Regions from separate parts of the Homo sapiens genome. Here region 2 is linked to region 1. Evidence: read pairs that join two places in POLR2A ChIA-PET (ENCODE). Cell type or tissue: endothelial cell of umbilical vein. All regions are shown on one strand.

The links. ChIA-PET counts read pairs that join two places held together with the same protein. Peaks named below come from ENCODE experiments on the same cell type or tissue, not always from the same donor. Only the 100,000 strongest peaks of a DNase experiment are listed, where the experiment ranks them.
Region 2: POLR2A ChIA-PET joins it to region 1 with 15 read pairs; 2 of 35 experiments call an interaction of 5 or more read pairs at or near these places.

The regions. Positions count from the first base shown.
Region 1 is chr14:69,467,232-69,475,231 of GRCh38, reverse strand. It overlaps a transcript of PLEKHD1 not described here. Among named protein-coding and RNA genes, the nearest start is that of PLEKHD1, 13 kb to the left of the region's middle. In endothelial cell of umbilical vein, no CTCF peak of the experiment used is centred here; no DNase peak of the experiment used is centred here.
Region 2 is chr14:69,644,074-69,652,073 of GRCh38, reverse strand. The region is part of intron 1 of SUSD6 (sushi domain containing 6); the gene reads right to left. Among named protein-coding and RNA genes, the nearest start is that of SUSD6, 36 kb to the right of the region's middle. In endothelial cell of umbilical vein, no CTCF peak of the experiment used is centred here; DNase peaks (open chromatin) are centred at 443, 913 and 3,413; H3K27ac peaks cover 1,331 bases.

The DNA.
Region 1 (8,000 bases):
CCATAGCCATTTATTGCTATGATCTCACACACTCTCCCAGAACATCTAAGGGAAAGCCAAGATGCTGGCCCCTCATCTAGAACAGAATTAGCAGTTCACTGGACTAGGAGCCAAAGGCTGGTCACCAGCGTTAGCTCCATCTTTACTCAATGAGAAGACTTTGGTCAAGTTACTTTAAAACACTCTTGTCTTCATATATCAAAAGGGAGCTAACCAGGAACAGTGGCTCATACCTATAATCCCAGAGCGTTGGGAGGCTGAGGTGGGAGGATCAACTGAGCCCAGGAACTCGAGGTCACATTGAGCTGTGATTACACCACCACACTCCAGCCTGGATGACAGAACGAGATCTCCAATCTCTTTTTAAAAAAAGAAGGGGGTGACCAGGACATCTAACTCTCTGCATCATACTTTCTTGGAATTTTTTTTCCAGGTTCAATAGCATGTTCTTTTCTGGCTTTGTTACTAAACTGAATTTGCATCCGCACACCCGGTGGAGCAAAGCCAAACACGGCCATGGGGATTGCAGTCAGAGAAAGTGAGGCATTTATTGCAGGGTGCCAAGGAAGGAGAATCTGGCAGTTTATACTTCAGACCAGAACTCCCAAACAGCTTACAGGCAAGACTTTCTAAAGGCAGAGGTTACAAGCAAAGTCATAAGCCATAAATTAATACAATGGAGGCTATACGTTGGTTTGACCTAAAAAGGTGGACATCTCAAGGCGGGTGGGGCACAGGTCACAGGTGAATTCACAAAGATTTTCTGATTTGCATTTGGTAAAGGAGGCAAAACTTTGTCTAAAAATTCGGAGTTAGCAGAAAAGAATGTTAGCTCTGGCCCATGGTCGCGAACCGGTGGTCAGAGTTCAGCCCTCATTTCCCCCTATCTGAGGTCTATGTGCCAGCAGATCATTTGGTGGGGGTCTGGGTTTCTGGAAAGCAACTCAGGAAAATATGGTAAGATATTATCTTTAGTTTCTAAAGGGAACCAAACTTTCTGAGACTCTAACTTCCTTGGTTATTGTTTTAGGCTGCTTTTGCCTTCTTGCTTATGAAATTGCTCGCCCACTTCTCAGGGCTAGCTAGGTGCCTGGAATTTCCCTTGAAGGAACTCAGATTTTCCTTTATTTCCTTGATGAGTGGGTGGGGAGGGTGCCTGGCAGGCTCCTAAGAGGAGTCCCCGCTCCTCTCAGTTTGTCAAGTACTGAGCAGGGCGAAGGCAGGGACAGATGAAAATACAATATAGGTTCTACTGCCATTCCCACCCTCTGCCCCTAGCCCAGCAAACACCCAATTCAGATGGGGGCTGGAGGGCTGGAAGGAAACAAGAGTTCAGGAGTGGAAGCTTTGGTGAGACAGTAGTTGAAGTATCTGAAGATGGTTATCAAATTCTGCCCTCAAGAGCATTCCAGACATAAGCAAGCAATCCAGGTCCTTCTAGCTTCCTCGAAGACCCCAATCTCCCCCTCGATCCCCTTCTCCACTGGGCTCCCTCCTCTGATGGCTCCTGAATTTGTCGGGATTCCTCAATTCTTGTGCAACCAGAGTGGGACACAAACTTTTACTCACATTCCTGTCCAAAAATTACAAAATTGGGCAGTGGCTAACATGGTAACAAAAATCAGTGGCTGAGCCAGTAATAGGATCCGGGTTTTCTGATTCCTAAATTAGTCATACAGCACCTTGCTGTGGCTGGTCAGCACTGAGTTAGTAACCTGAACCCAGTTAATTTCCCACCTGTACACTCAGTTCCATGCCCTTTCTGATACTGCTAACTCCCAAGCAGCCCTCACCAAGTGAGGCAGAGGTGGAGCTACACACACGCAGGGTCAGCAGCTGGTCCTGCCAGGGATCAGGGCTGCAGCTGGGGCGGGGAGAGGGAGGGTTGGTGGGAGGGTGGGGTAGGGACACATTCTGAGAAACATGTCCTTAGGCAATTTTGTCCTTGTTTGGACACTGTAGAGCAGTGGTCCCCAACTTTTTTGGCACCAGGAACCAGTTTCATGCAAGACAATTTTTTCATGCGCTGGAGTTTGGGGGGAGATGGTTTCAGGATGATTTAAGTGCAATACATTTATGGTGCACTTTATTTCTATTATTACATTGTAATATATAATGAAATAATTATACAACTCACCATAATGTAGAATCAGTGGGAGCCCTGAACTTGTTTTCCTGCAACTAAACGGTCCCATCTGGGGATGATGGGAGACGGTGATGGATCATCAGGCATTAGATTCTCATAAGGAGCATGCAACCTAGATCCCTGTGTGTGCAGTTCACAGTAGGGTTCATGCTCCTATGAGAATCGAATGCTGCCGCTGATCTGACTGGAGGCAGAACTCAGGTGGTAATGCTTCTTCACCTGCCGCTCACCTCCTGCTGTGTGGCCCGGTTCCTAATAGGCCAAGGACCAGTACTGGTCTGTGGCCCGGGGTTGGGGACCCCTGCCATAGAGTGCACTTACACAAACCTAGATGGCATAGCCTACCACACACCTAGGCTGTATGGTACAGCCTATTGCTCCTAGGCTACAAACCTGTGCAGCACATTACTGTACTGAACACTGTAGCCAGTTGCAATGCAATGGTAAGTATTTGTGTGTCTAACCACAGAAAAAGGTGGAGTAAAAATACAGTATTATAATCTTAGAGGACCATGGTTATAAATGTGGTCCATCATTGACCGAAACATTGCTCTGTGTTGCATGGCTGCTTTATAAAGCACATGACACGGTGATTAACGTTACCGAAAAAGAAATAGAGCAGCATACAGAACATGGGGGTGGGGACAGGTTACAGTTTTAACTCACGCGGTCCCGGTAAGCCTAATGGAAGGAGACATTGCATCCAGAGTTGAAGGAGGGGGAAGAGCATTCCAGACACAAGGACAAAGACTCAAGGTTGCTTACTTCTTACATTATAAACAGTATACGGGAGGATGCAGCTCTAGCTTAGAAGAATTAAAAACAGACATACATACATGTGTAGGCAGGTGAGTGTTTGATTCCCTGGGTTGCTGCTTGAAGGGCTGTGGTGTTGGGTGTGCCGCCTGTGTGTGATTCTCTCTCTGGTTGTGGGTGAGTGACCGAGTGGGCATGTGACCATCGCTGTGTGTGGTGATTGTTGTGACGGTGTGTGGTGTTTGGTTCTGACTCAGCACGGGTCGTTGAGTGTGTGGCTGGGACCATTGAGAAGTAGATACACACTTGTGTGTGACTGTGTAAAAACGTGTGAAACATTTTCTCACCATTTCCGTGAAGCAGCCGTTTCACCAGAAGGTTTGGAAGGAACCTTAAGCTCTGGAAGCCTAAGAGTTTATCTGGTAATTAATTTTAAACATTATATCTATGGTAAAAATAAATGTGGATTATGAAGGAGAAGACAAAGTCAGCAAAAGTGAGATGTCAAGGAGCTTCCTGTGTATAGGTTGACATCTCTCGGCCAAATACTAGACTACCATGGGTGGTGGTTCATTCTCTTCTGCTGTTAGGCACCTTTGGCATGGGAAAGTGTGGGGAGCCCTGGACTTGAGACATCCTGAGGCAGCATGATTCTGAATGACTGGGACTCCGAGGTCCTGGATGCTGGCCAGCCCCTGCGATGCCCAGTCCTGAATGAGAAAACCATCCCTATTCAAGGTAGTACAGTTTGTCCTTGAACCAGGTCTAGACTCCAGAGCTACTCTCTCTTGGTTTGATCCAGTTTCTCTCAGACCTTGTGACCTCTACAGTGTAGTTAAGAGTGTGGACTCAGGAGCCAGAATGCCTGAGCTCCAGCTTCAGAGATGTGCCTTGGTTTCCACATTTGAAAGTGGGGATGAGCCAGGCGTGGTGGCTCATGTCTGTAATCCCAGCTCTTTGGGAGGTCAAGACGGGAGGATCCCTTGAGCCCAGGAGTTTGAGATCAGCCTAGGCGACATAGGGAGACCCCATCTCTACAAAAATAAAAATTTAAAAATCAGTCGGGAGTGGTGGTGTGTGCCTGTGGTCCCAGCTACTCAGGAGGCTGAGATGGGAAGATTGCTTGAGCCCGGAGTAGAGGGTGCAGTGAGCCATGATCGTACCACTGCACTCCCAGCCTGGGGAACAGAGCAAGACCCTGTCTCAAAAAAAAAAAAAAAAAAAAAAAAAAAAAAAAAAGGCCAGGCACGGTGGCTCACGCCTGTAATCCCAGGCCTTTGGGAGGCCGAGGCAGGCAGATCACAAGGTCAGGAGATCGAGACCATCCTGGCTAAAACGGTGAAACCCCGCCTCTACTAAAAATACAAAAAATTAGCCGGGCATGGTGGTGGGCACCTGTAGTCCCAGCTACTCTGGAGGCTGAGGCAGGAGAATGGCGTGAACCTGGGAGGCGGAGCTTGCAGTGAGCCGAGATCGCGGAGCTTGCAGTGAGCCAAGATCATGCCACTGCACTCCAGCCTGGGCGACAGAGCGAGACTCTGTCTCAAAGAAAAAAAAAAGAAAGACAAGAAAGAAGAAAGAGAATTGTAGCACATAGCTCACTGAGTTACTGGGGAGGACTAAATGTAAAATAATGCCACTACTGCTGCTTCTGATAAGGATGATCATGGGCAAGAAGTTAATGCTTTCTTTCTTCCAAGGTGCTTTTTCCAGGAAATACACCACATTGCCTCTTTCTTTATACATTCTTCAGGAGAGGGCAGAGGCAGCATTTCCCTTGTAGACACAGTGATGTGGTGGAATTGCACACACTTTAGAGTCAGACAGACGTGGATTCAAATACCAACTCAGCCATTTACTAGTTTTTTTTTTTTTTTTGATCTCTGTCACCCAGGCTGGAGTGCAGTGGCACAATCTCAGCTCACCACAACCTCTGCCTCCCGGGTTCAAGCAATTCTCATGCCTCAGTATCCCGAGTAGCTGGGACTGCAAGTGTGCACCACTACGCCTGGCTAATTTTTGTAGTTTTAGTAGAGATGGGGTTTCACCATGTTGCCCAGGTTGGTCTTGAACTCCTGACCTCAAGTGATCTGCCCACCTTGGCCCCCCAAAGTGCTGAGATTACAGGCATGAGCCACTGTGCCCGGCCATTTACTAGTTTCTTAAAGCCTGTCTTAGTTTTCTTTGTTCATAAAAAAAAGAATGTTAGTGCTGGGCTTGCAGCCTGGTGCTGAGGATCAAATGAAAAACTGTAATTAAAGCAAACCTCAGACCTTAGTTACTGATTACTGATATTAAGAGACAACTTGGCAGGGCACGGTGGCTCACGCCTGTAATCCCAGCACTTTGGGAGGCCTAGGTGGGTGGATCACCTGAGGTCAGGAGTTCGAGATCAGCCTGGCCAACAAGATGAAACCCCGTCTCTACTAAAAATACAAAAATTAGCCAGGCATGGAGGTGGGTGCCTGTAATCCCAGCTACTAGTGGAGGCTGAGGCAGAAGGATGCCTGAACCTGGGAGGCGGAGGTTGCAGTGAGCCGAGATCATGCCACTGCGCTCCAGCCTGTGCAACAGAGTGAGACTCCGTCTCAAAAAAAAAACTAAAAAGAGACAACTTAAGTCTGGGAGTAGTGGTTCACACCAGTCGTCTCCGTGCTTTGGGAGGGTGAGGCGGGAGAATTGCTTGAGGCCAATAATTCTATGTTGCCTAGGCAACAGAGTGAGACCCCCATCTACACAAAAAAATTAAAAAATTATCCAGGCATGCTGGCGTGCACCTGTGGTCCCAGCTACTCAGAAGTCTCAGGCAGGAGGATCACTGGAGCCCAAGAGTTCTAGGCTGCAGTGAGCTATGATCTTGCCACTTCACTCCAGCCTGGGCGATAGAGCGAGAGAGACCCTGTCTCTTAAAAAAAAAAAAGAGAAACAACTTAAGAAAGAATGGTTGAATTTTAAGCTTGTGAGCCTATAGTTCAAGGAGACAGTTGTAAATGTATCCAACCTGACCTTATTCATAGTCAGGACAGTGTTGTGAGTTCAAGAACAGAGAGTAGCTGCCAAAAATAATGATCTTTTCTGTGTTCTCTGATCCTGGGAAGGGGTGAGTGGCTCTAGTTTCCCTCTAACATCCTCCTCTCTCTCTCTCTCTCTGTGTACATGTGTGAGTGTTTGCTTATGCAAGAAAGGAAGGAAGAGGACCGAGCTGGTGCAAAGCCAGCTTCTCTCAGGGTATCTTTCTTCCATACCATCTCTACTTCCTCAGAATCCTTGATCTGCCAAAGAGAAATCCGGAAAATGATGAAATGGCCATTTCACTTCTATGTGTTTTGAATGCAAATATGCACATTTTGAATGTAAAATAAAATTTCTCTTCCTAAGTTGAAAAATTCCATTTAACAAATGACTTTTTTAAAAACCCCTAATTCTATAGAAATAAATGGTGATTGTCGGGTGGGGCACAATGGCTCATGCCTGTAATCCCAGCACTTTGGGAAGCCATGGCAGGAGGATGGCTTGAGATCAGGAGTTTGAGACCAACCTGGTCAACATAGTGAGACTCCATCTCTACAAAAAATTAAAAACTTAGCCAGGCATGGTGGCATGCACCTGTAGTCCTGGCTGCTCAGGAGGATGAGGTGGGAGGATCGCTGGAGCTCAGGAGTTTGAGGCTGCAGTGAGCTATGGGCTTATGATTGCACCACTGCCCCTCCAGCATGGGTGACAAAGCAAGACCCAGAAAGAAAAGAAAGAAAGAAAGAAGGAAGGAAAGAAAGAAAGAAAGAAAGGAAGGAAGGAAATATATGGTGATTGTCGACAAATGTGAAAGCACTTATAATAAAAAGAATAAATCAAACATTACTCACAATTCCACAATCCAGAGATAATTACAGTTGAAATTTGAGGGTATAATTTTCTGAACTAGTTGTATTCATTTATCTCTGCCCTTCTTTTTCACTATCCTTATATTACAATTTTCGAAAGGAGTATCTGCCACATGCAGTCTGGTAAACTGCTTTTCATACCTGAAATTAATCATGAACATATTTGTAATTACATTTTTGATCTCATAGTATTCCATTGTATTGCTTTTCCATAATTTAACTAATCTGTTATTGTTTAACTCACGGCTCTGAACACTGGATAAAAACATGGTCCTATCCATGAACTATCTCCCTTGTCTTAACTAACTCCACAAGTCCTCCCAAAACATGTGAATGCCTGACCTCTTCATGAATAACTGTGTTTATTTCTTGGCCTACTGACATTCAAGAATGTGGCCTTTATTTCTCGAAGGAGTGGGGTTGATCGAAACCAGCACAGAAGGCTGTGTATCAAGATGAGGTATTGGAGAACTACAGGAATTTGGCTCACTGGATAGACATCGTTCCACCATGGTTGAAGATGTAACTCCTGTTCAGAAATGATTTATTAGTGGTGAAATTCCAAGGAGCTTCTGAGGTGCCTCCTGTTCACAAATAGTTGAGATTTGAGGGTTGATAATAAGCAGCTCTACTGACCCTCACCTGAAACTCCATCTCCCCCAAATCCCCACCTTTTTTTTTGAGACAGAGTCTGGCTCTATCACCCAGGCTGGAGTGCAGTGGCACAATCTCAGCTCAGTGCAAACTCTGCCTCCTGGGCTGAAGCCATCTTCCCAACTCAGCCTCCTGAGTAGCTGGGACTACAGGCACGTGCCACCATGCCTGGCTTTATTTATTTATTCATAGAGACAGGGTCTCGCTATTTGCCCAGGCAGGTCTCCACCTCCTAGCCTCAAGTGGTCTTCTTGCCTCAGCCTCCCAAAATGCTGGGATTACAGGCATGAGCCACCACACGGGGCCTTATCTTCCCCTTTCACCAGATTGACTATCCCACCTACATTTCTGGCTATTCAGTGATTGCTCTTAATGACTAAGGGACAGGGTCTGAACCCTTAAACCAAGTCTCTTATTTCCTCCTGGAGGAGTTTGTATTTCTCTCATTTATGAGTAATATGTTGGTATATAAGAAACAGCCCTGGATGATAGGAAGTGAAGTGATATTTTGGTGCTGGGGGATAGAATCATGTTAGGAGGAGGCTTTGCATGGGACATTCTGC
Region 2 (8,000 bases), 180 kb before region 1:
GTAGTAGTGGTGAGAGTCCAGAACAACAGAGTTTATTCCTTTAATTAACTATGTTCACCAACCTTGATCCTGCCACATGATGAGAAAGGACAAAGAACAGTTCCAGAAACATGAACAGAAATTAACCCGCTAATTACATTTCAGGTTGTAATGATAACAAGTCCTAACACTTTGAAGTCCAAAGTTCCCCAGAGGGGTGTGATAAGTAAGAGAAATGACTAATACAGCCAAAGCTGCCCAGGCCCTTCCTTAACCTCTCTTTCTTCCCTGCAACATCTCCCCTCTGTACTCCTACTCACCCTGAAATGGCCAGGCTACAGTATCAAAACATATCTAAACACTTATTGGACCTTAATGCCTCCTACCCCCCAAAATTCAGTTATTTATAGATGCCTTCTATCTTCTCCCATTGTGGATCAATGGATTCTTCCAGTCCTACTAACTTCTATATCTTCCCCTTTCCTTTTTGCCACTAACACTTGAGTGCTTCGACAGCCACATATTTTACCGGACTCTGACATCCTTTCAGGCCAGAATATTAACTTATCCATTTCCTTTAATCTCCAGCTCCTACTTGAAAAGGCAAACATCAAACTCCTGTTAAAATCACACAGCCTCCAAATCACAAACATTACCCTCAGCTTTCCTCTTAAGCCACCTAAGCCATTACACAGTGTCAGAGGTTTTTTTGAATTGCTTTGATATTCCCTGCGCCCTTGTCTTCCACCCCCAGAATTGCTCACATCATCTGGGCAACACGCTTTCCCCAACTTCAGACAACAGGAAAGCCAGCAGACACACTACCACCCCACCTAAGTCTTCTCTTTAACAAGTCTCTAGCACCTAACAGCAGGATGACTGCAGCAGGGACCTGATCACAGGACAGGAGGGACAGCCTAGGTCCTAGCCACTGAAAAGCGGTTTGGCCTCAGGCAAGTCAGTGAGTCTTTCTGTCTCAGGGGTGAACCTGGATGATCCCCAAAGGACCTTTCAGCTGTAAGAAAACTGGAATGTCTTCTAGGGAATAGGAGGGGCCCAAAAGTATTTCCTCTAAAAAGTAAGTCAACACAGGCTCTGACTGGAAGGAAGCAACATTAACTCTATCCTCATTGTTCTGACTGAGCAGCACATTCCCCTACATCTTCCCAAGACGGATCCCTACCATCCATATCCCTCTGCATTGCAGCAAACCCAGGACAGTCCACTTTCCCTTTAGGGTTTAATCAATCCATCAGCACATTTGTATGGACTATCCGTACACAGTGTTCCTAAAATGCTTTCAAAAAATAACACATCTTAACAACAACAACAACAACAACAAAACCCAGCCTCTGCACACTGCAGAGATACAGGGGCCCAGGGAGAAAGGGAGAAAAGATGCAAGAGAGAAGGCAAGAGAGAACAAATAAGACCAGACAGAAAAAGAGGGGGGAGGAGGCAAAGTGCCTGTGAGCAGGAACAAAGCCTGTCGTAAGTTCCTGACCTGAAGGTAGGAAACCCCTTCTCCAAACCCAGCTTCAACATGACTGAGGGGCCAACCTTGGACAAGCACTTTGCTTCCATGCCTGTTTTCTCATCAGTAAAACAGAACACTTGAACTATGTATCTCTCAGGGAGGCCAGTATCATGGAAAAATTATGGCAGATACTATCAATTGGGTGGTCTAGGGCAATTGGGTGGTCTAGGTACAGTCGCCGTCTGTAAACTGGATAAATGATACCCACCTCATTGGGTTGCTGTGCAGTGAAATTAAGACAAACGTGAGACATGTAGGACGATGTATGAAACAGTGGGTGCTCAAATTCATGCTGGCTAAGCCCCTTCCTGTTCTAACAGGCCGTGACTGACCCCCACTAGACTCCCCAAAGGGCACTGTTTCAGCTGGTTTGGAAACACTGCCTGAGACTAGGCTCAAAACACAATGTTAGTTTAGACAAGAGAACAGCCAACAGGTTAAACAAGTGAGCCTCCCACATTCTTTCCCATCAAATTCTAAAAATTTTTTAAAGCACTTAGCACTACCTCCCCTCCAAATTAAACAGCTATTGTTTGTGACTATCCTAAAATAATATTAGTTTCTGGCAGACTAAGGGAATATACACATACACACACTCATTACCTCATTAAATAGGTGGAATTAGCCCCATTTTACAGATAAATGGAATTCAAGAGGCCTGGAAGTCTTTCCTCCTCCTGCTTCCCTAATAGGGCTCCCTGCTCTTTTGTTTTCCAAATAAAAGGTCAAGCTTAGTTCCCATCTTAGTTTGGGGAGAATTTCTCAGTTCAGCCCAAAGGCATGGAAGGCTCTTCCAAACCCTCAGCATCCCTGCCTGGACCAGGAATAGGACAGTCAATCATATCCCTCCCCGAAGGCCACTCACAGTTATTTAACTTTTGTATGCTGCATTTCCGCAGGTAATAAACTCCTGCAGAGACCACCAATTCTCTGCCCCCAAGTGCTCAACAATACTTCTCGAGTGAATGAGAAAAAAAGATAAACTCACAAGATATAATTTGTATAGAAAAATACAAAATGGCAAAATAACAGCATGTATAAAACAAGAGGGAAAAGATTATATAAATCCTGAAATTTTGGCCAGGTAGCAAAACAGATGCTTGGCAGAGGCGACTGTAATTGGTTCCTAGACCCTAGAGATATATCTCATGTGTCATCACATCTCTCTGCTTGGTTCCCATCAGGGCTGAGTGGAACAGGCTTCAATACCCAGTTGGCAAATAAAGTCCGGGAAGCCGATTTGCTAAAGCTGACTTCTTAGGGCTCTGTGTCTCCAATGACTATACTGCAATTCAGCTAATATTTACTGGCTGTCTTCTATGCAAGGCTTGGGTGATCATAGAGATGAATTGGGGCACAGTTCAATTCTTACTCTCAAGGAATTCACAACTTACGTGAGAGGAATTATGTTTATCTATATAACACTGTCAAATTGTTACTAGGGCCCCAAAGAAGGTTTTTTAAAAAGTGCTATGAGAACACAGAGGACACAGGAACAAAGACTTCTGATGGGAGTAGGGAGAAGTGAAAGAGAAAGCTTTGAGTTGGACCTTGAACCCATGCACAAATTTAGAGCTCCCAGGACAGTGTTTTGCATGCACAGTGCTACTTACAAAGAAAGATAAAGAAATGGAAGAACAACTCACCAAAAGGATGGCAGAGAGAGGAGGGAAAAAAAACTTAATTTTGTCTGCCTACAGTCACTGAATGCTGCTGTCTGGTAACAAAAAATGTCTGTCTGTCTATATACCTTCACTCAAAGAATGTTTAGGAGCTAAATTTTGGTATTCCGAGTACTTACAGCTATGCAGGAAACACCTCCTCCAGGTCAAAAATAGCAAACCCTAGAGAGCTGGCTGATGCAGTTATGTTTACTTTTTACCATCTCTGTGGATCGTTTTCCAAAGGCCTGGGAGTGGGATGGTATAAACAGGTCTGTGTCACTTCCTGGTTCTCAGGCCTTCTGCTACATTCCCAGTCAGTCTGGGAAAGCTGCCTATTTAAAAATAAACTTTAAAAACTCACCAAAAACCCCAACTCTAAACCATCCTTCCCTCTATTTCATTCAATTTTACTGAAATTAAAAGGATAGTGAGAAATAAGACAAAAATGACCAGAGAAAGTGAGTTCTCAGGTCAAAACAAAAAATAGGTGCTCAACTGAGCTCAAGGTCAAGAGACTTGGATTCTACTTGTGTTTCTCCTTTAACTGGAAAACTTGACCTTGAACAAGGAGGCTGCTTCATCTCTCTGCGTGATAGCTACTTCAGCATTCTCTTTACCTCAATGTAGTTATCCAAGCTTTCCGGACCTCTATTTCCTTTCTATAAAATGGTACTTAATAATGCCTATCTCACAGGGATATTTTAAGTATTATATGGGGAAATATATATAAAGTACATAGCATAGTGCCTGTGACTTAGTAAGTCATCAAAAATAGTAGTTACTATTATATTCATCACCATCTATCATTATTATTGTCATCATCATCTGAAAATGCAGGGCTGGACCAGACGATCTCTACTTGAAGAGCTTCTCTGGTTCCAAATCCTGATATCCTGATTCTTTATTTTTTTTTTCCTGAGATGCTCTGTCGCTCAGGCTGGGGTGCAGTGGCGCAATCTCGGCTCACGGCAACCTCTGCCTCTCGGGTTCAAGTGATTCTCACGCCTCAGCCACCCGATTAGCTAGAAGTACAGGTGTGCGCCACCAAGCCCGACTAATTTTTGTATTTTCAGTAGAGACAGGGTTTCACCATGTTGGCCAGGCTGGTCTCAAACTTCTGGTCTCATGTGATCTGCCTGCCTTGGCCTCCCGAAGTGCTGGGATTACAGGCGTGAGCCACTGTACCCAGCCCAAATCCTGATTCTTTAAGTCACTTTCTCCTTTTTTCCTTTTTTTTTTTTCCAGGGGGTTGGACAGCAAGAAAAGGGAGATAAACTTGGCAAAACGGTTAAATACACATCCTCAGCCTTTATGTTAGAAATACTAGCATACAATTAGGACATCCATTAGTGAGTGAAATGGGGCATATTACTTCCCCCAGCAGAAAAGCTTTGCCTATTTCTTGCATTAAATCCGTAGCATTGTGGCAAGTTCACCAACACACTATCTGTACTCCCATGAGCACCATGGACAACCCCACCCCCACTCCACCAGCCAGCACAATTTGACTTCACCCACCTCACCTCTAACTGTATAAACAAACTTCTCAGCAGTTCCTTAGAGAGCCCTAAAAGATAGCAGAGTGACCAATCCACCCCTTTCTAATAATGACTAATCCTTCCAACAAAGTATTTATCTTTCAAAAGAGTCTTCCTGATATAATTTCAGTGTGGCCAAAAATCAAATGACCTTCCCAAAAGTTAGTGTAACCAGGAGCATTCAGCTTCACCAAGGCCAAGGTACTTAATTGTAATTAAATTTGGATGAAATAAACAAACATTTTCATCCATCCATCCATTCATTCATTCAGTGCCTGTGATGTGCCAAATGCTATAGAATATATCAAAAACTAATAGGATGAGGTGAGTGAGAACAATAAAGGATGATGCCTGGGGCTGGGCACTGTGGCTCATGCCTGTAATCCGAGCACTTTGGGAAGCCAAGGCGGGCGGATCACGAGGTCAGGAGTTCGAGACCATCCTGGCTAACATGGTGAAACCCCGTCTCTACTAAAAATACAAAAAATTAGCCGGGCATGGTGGCGGGTGCCTGTAGTCCCAGCTACTAGGGAGGCTGAGGCAGGAGAATGGTGTGAACCTGGGAAGCAGAGCTTGCAGTGAGCCAAGATTGCACCGCTGCACTCCAGCCTGGGCGACAGAGTGATACCCTGTCTCAAAAAAAAAAAAAAAAAAAGATGGAAAAAAAAAAGCCTAAGTTTTTGGCCTAAGTAACTGCATAAATGGTAGAAGCTACCACAGGAGAAAAAGAATACAGGTGAATAAGCAGGTTTGGTCAGGGAACATAATGAATTTCATTCAGATTATTCTTTAATATGTTGAGCTGGGGTACCTGAGGGATAACTGGTAGAAAGGTCTAGCAGGCAAATTAGAAATGAATGTGAAACCCTATAGAGCACTCTGAGCTTGGGATGTAGCCCTGGAGTGATGTAGCCCTGGAGTGATCAACCTGTAAGTGACAGTTGAAACCATGCAAAATAGATGAGCTCACCTAGGAAAGAGGACAGGTTGAGAAGAAAGTTAAGGACAGAATCCTAGGGAGAATGCTAACTTATAATGGGCATACTGAGGAAGGAAAGCCTATGAGAGATACTCCAAAAGGTACATGGAAACCAGGGGCATGTGCAACACAGATGTCAAGAGAGAGACAGAGAGACTCAAGGAAAACATGAGAAGTGGCAGATACAGCAAAGGCCCAGAAAGACGAAGACTGAAAAAGGCCCACTGGATCTGGCCACTAGGAAATCACTGGTGACCTAATCAAGAACAGTTTTATCGGAGTGGTGAAGGCAGATTATATCAAATTTAACATGAATTAAAAGTGGGAGGCCAGGCGCAGTGGCTCACGCTTGTAATCCCAGCACTTTGGGAGGCCAAGGCGGGCGGATCACCTGAGGTCAGGAGCTCCAGACTAACCTGGCCAACACGGTGAAACCCCATCTCTACTAAAAATACAAAAATTATCCAGGCGTGGTGGTGCACACCTGTAGTCCCAGCTACTTGGAAGGCTGAGGCAGGAGAATCGCTTGAAGCAGGGAGGCGGAGGTTACAGTGAGCTGAGATCGCGCCATTGCACTCCAGCCTGGGTGACAGAGCGAGATGCTGTCTCAAAAAAAAAAAAAAGTGAGAAAGTGGACGTAATAAGGGCAAAACTATTTGGGGAAGGGAGTGAAAAAGAAGGGAGAAGAAAGACTGGATGATAACTAGAGGGGGTTTGTGTCTTATAAGGTATACCTTCTCAATTAACCCAATGATTTGAGTTAAGGCTTCCTAAATGGTCCAGATAGCTCAGAGACACCCTCCACCTCTTCCATGGAAAGTCTCTCTGAACTAACACTTCCACACTCTGTGTTTAGCAAAAGCTAGGTAAAAGTTGGGGATACAGCTTAAAGTTTCCTGCTTCCTTAGTGTTCAACAACAACAAAGTCTCTCTACCCCATCATCCCCTCCCCTGAAATTGTTACCTCTTCTATAGGATTCATGAATGGAAAAAAAATAGCCTAGTGGCAGGGCCAAAGAGGTGACCTTCCCTAATACATCTGAGGCCTTAAGGTTCTCCATACATATGGTCCCAGTTTCTGCCATTTCCCTCCTTTCTAGTCAGAAACTAACCTGAGTATTTTCCCCTGAGTTTCAGGTTTAGGATTCCAGGGACATGTCTTCACCTCCATCTAATGAAGCTTAACAGCCCCAATGAGGTGCACACTCAAGCCAAACAAGATCCTGTCTTCTGGCTCCAAATATTCTCCATCTTGTGTAACTTCCAGGAAGCCTCCTAATTTATAACCAAACCATGATTCCTCCTGTCCTCTTCATCATAAATTACCCAAGCTTCCTGTAAGCTGTCAAGGTGGGACTGTGAGGTACAAGCAAAAATGAGAAGTAGGAACTTGCCCACTGTTCCTTCCCTTTGATTAGCCCCATGCCCCTGCCGCCACCTATACCCTTACCTCACCTTCTAATTGTACAAAGTCCCTCTGCCAAGGTCTATATGTTCTAGTTCTAGCTCCAGTCATACTTCCAGTTCCCTGCATGTGGGGCCCTAAATCAGGAATCAAGGAGTTTGCTTAAACTAATTAACATAAAGGAGAGTCCTTCAAACGTCCAAATAGAGATTCCAAAAGTAATCCAAATTAGGCAAAGTTCAGACAAAGGCACCAAATGAATAACTTTATAAAATCCAGGCAAATCAGATGAGGACACGTCCTGAGAAATAATTAATTTTTTTTTTTTTTGAGACGGAGTCTCACTCTGTCGCAAGGCTGGAGTGCAGTGGCATAATCTTGGCTCACTGCAACTTCCTGCTTCAAGCGATTCTCCTGCCTCAGCCTCCCGAGTAGCTGGGACTACAGGCACACGCCCCCAAGCCCAGCTAATTTTTCTATTTCTAGAAGAGACAGGGTTTCACCATGTTGGCCAGGATGGTCTCGATCTCTTGACCTCGTGATCCGCCAGCCTCAGCCTACCAAAGTGCTGGGATTACAGGTGTGAGCCACCGTGCCCAGCCATAATTAATTAATTAATTCAGGCAACATTCTGGAATATGTTAAAAGGGATTATGATAAACACAGAGAAGATGAAGAAGAAACATCATAAATTAATGAGAGAATTTGATATTTCCCTCCAGACAGGGCTTATGAACTCATTCCTAACATGCTTCTTTCTTAAGGAACTCAGTGACTATTCAACACATACATTGGGCACCTACATGTACGAGATTCCTTGAGAGGTAAAGGAAGCATACGCCCTTAAGAGTTTACGGTCTACTGTATATTGTGTATATATATAAGACACAAACACAAA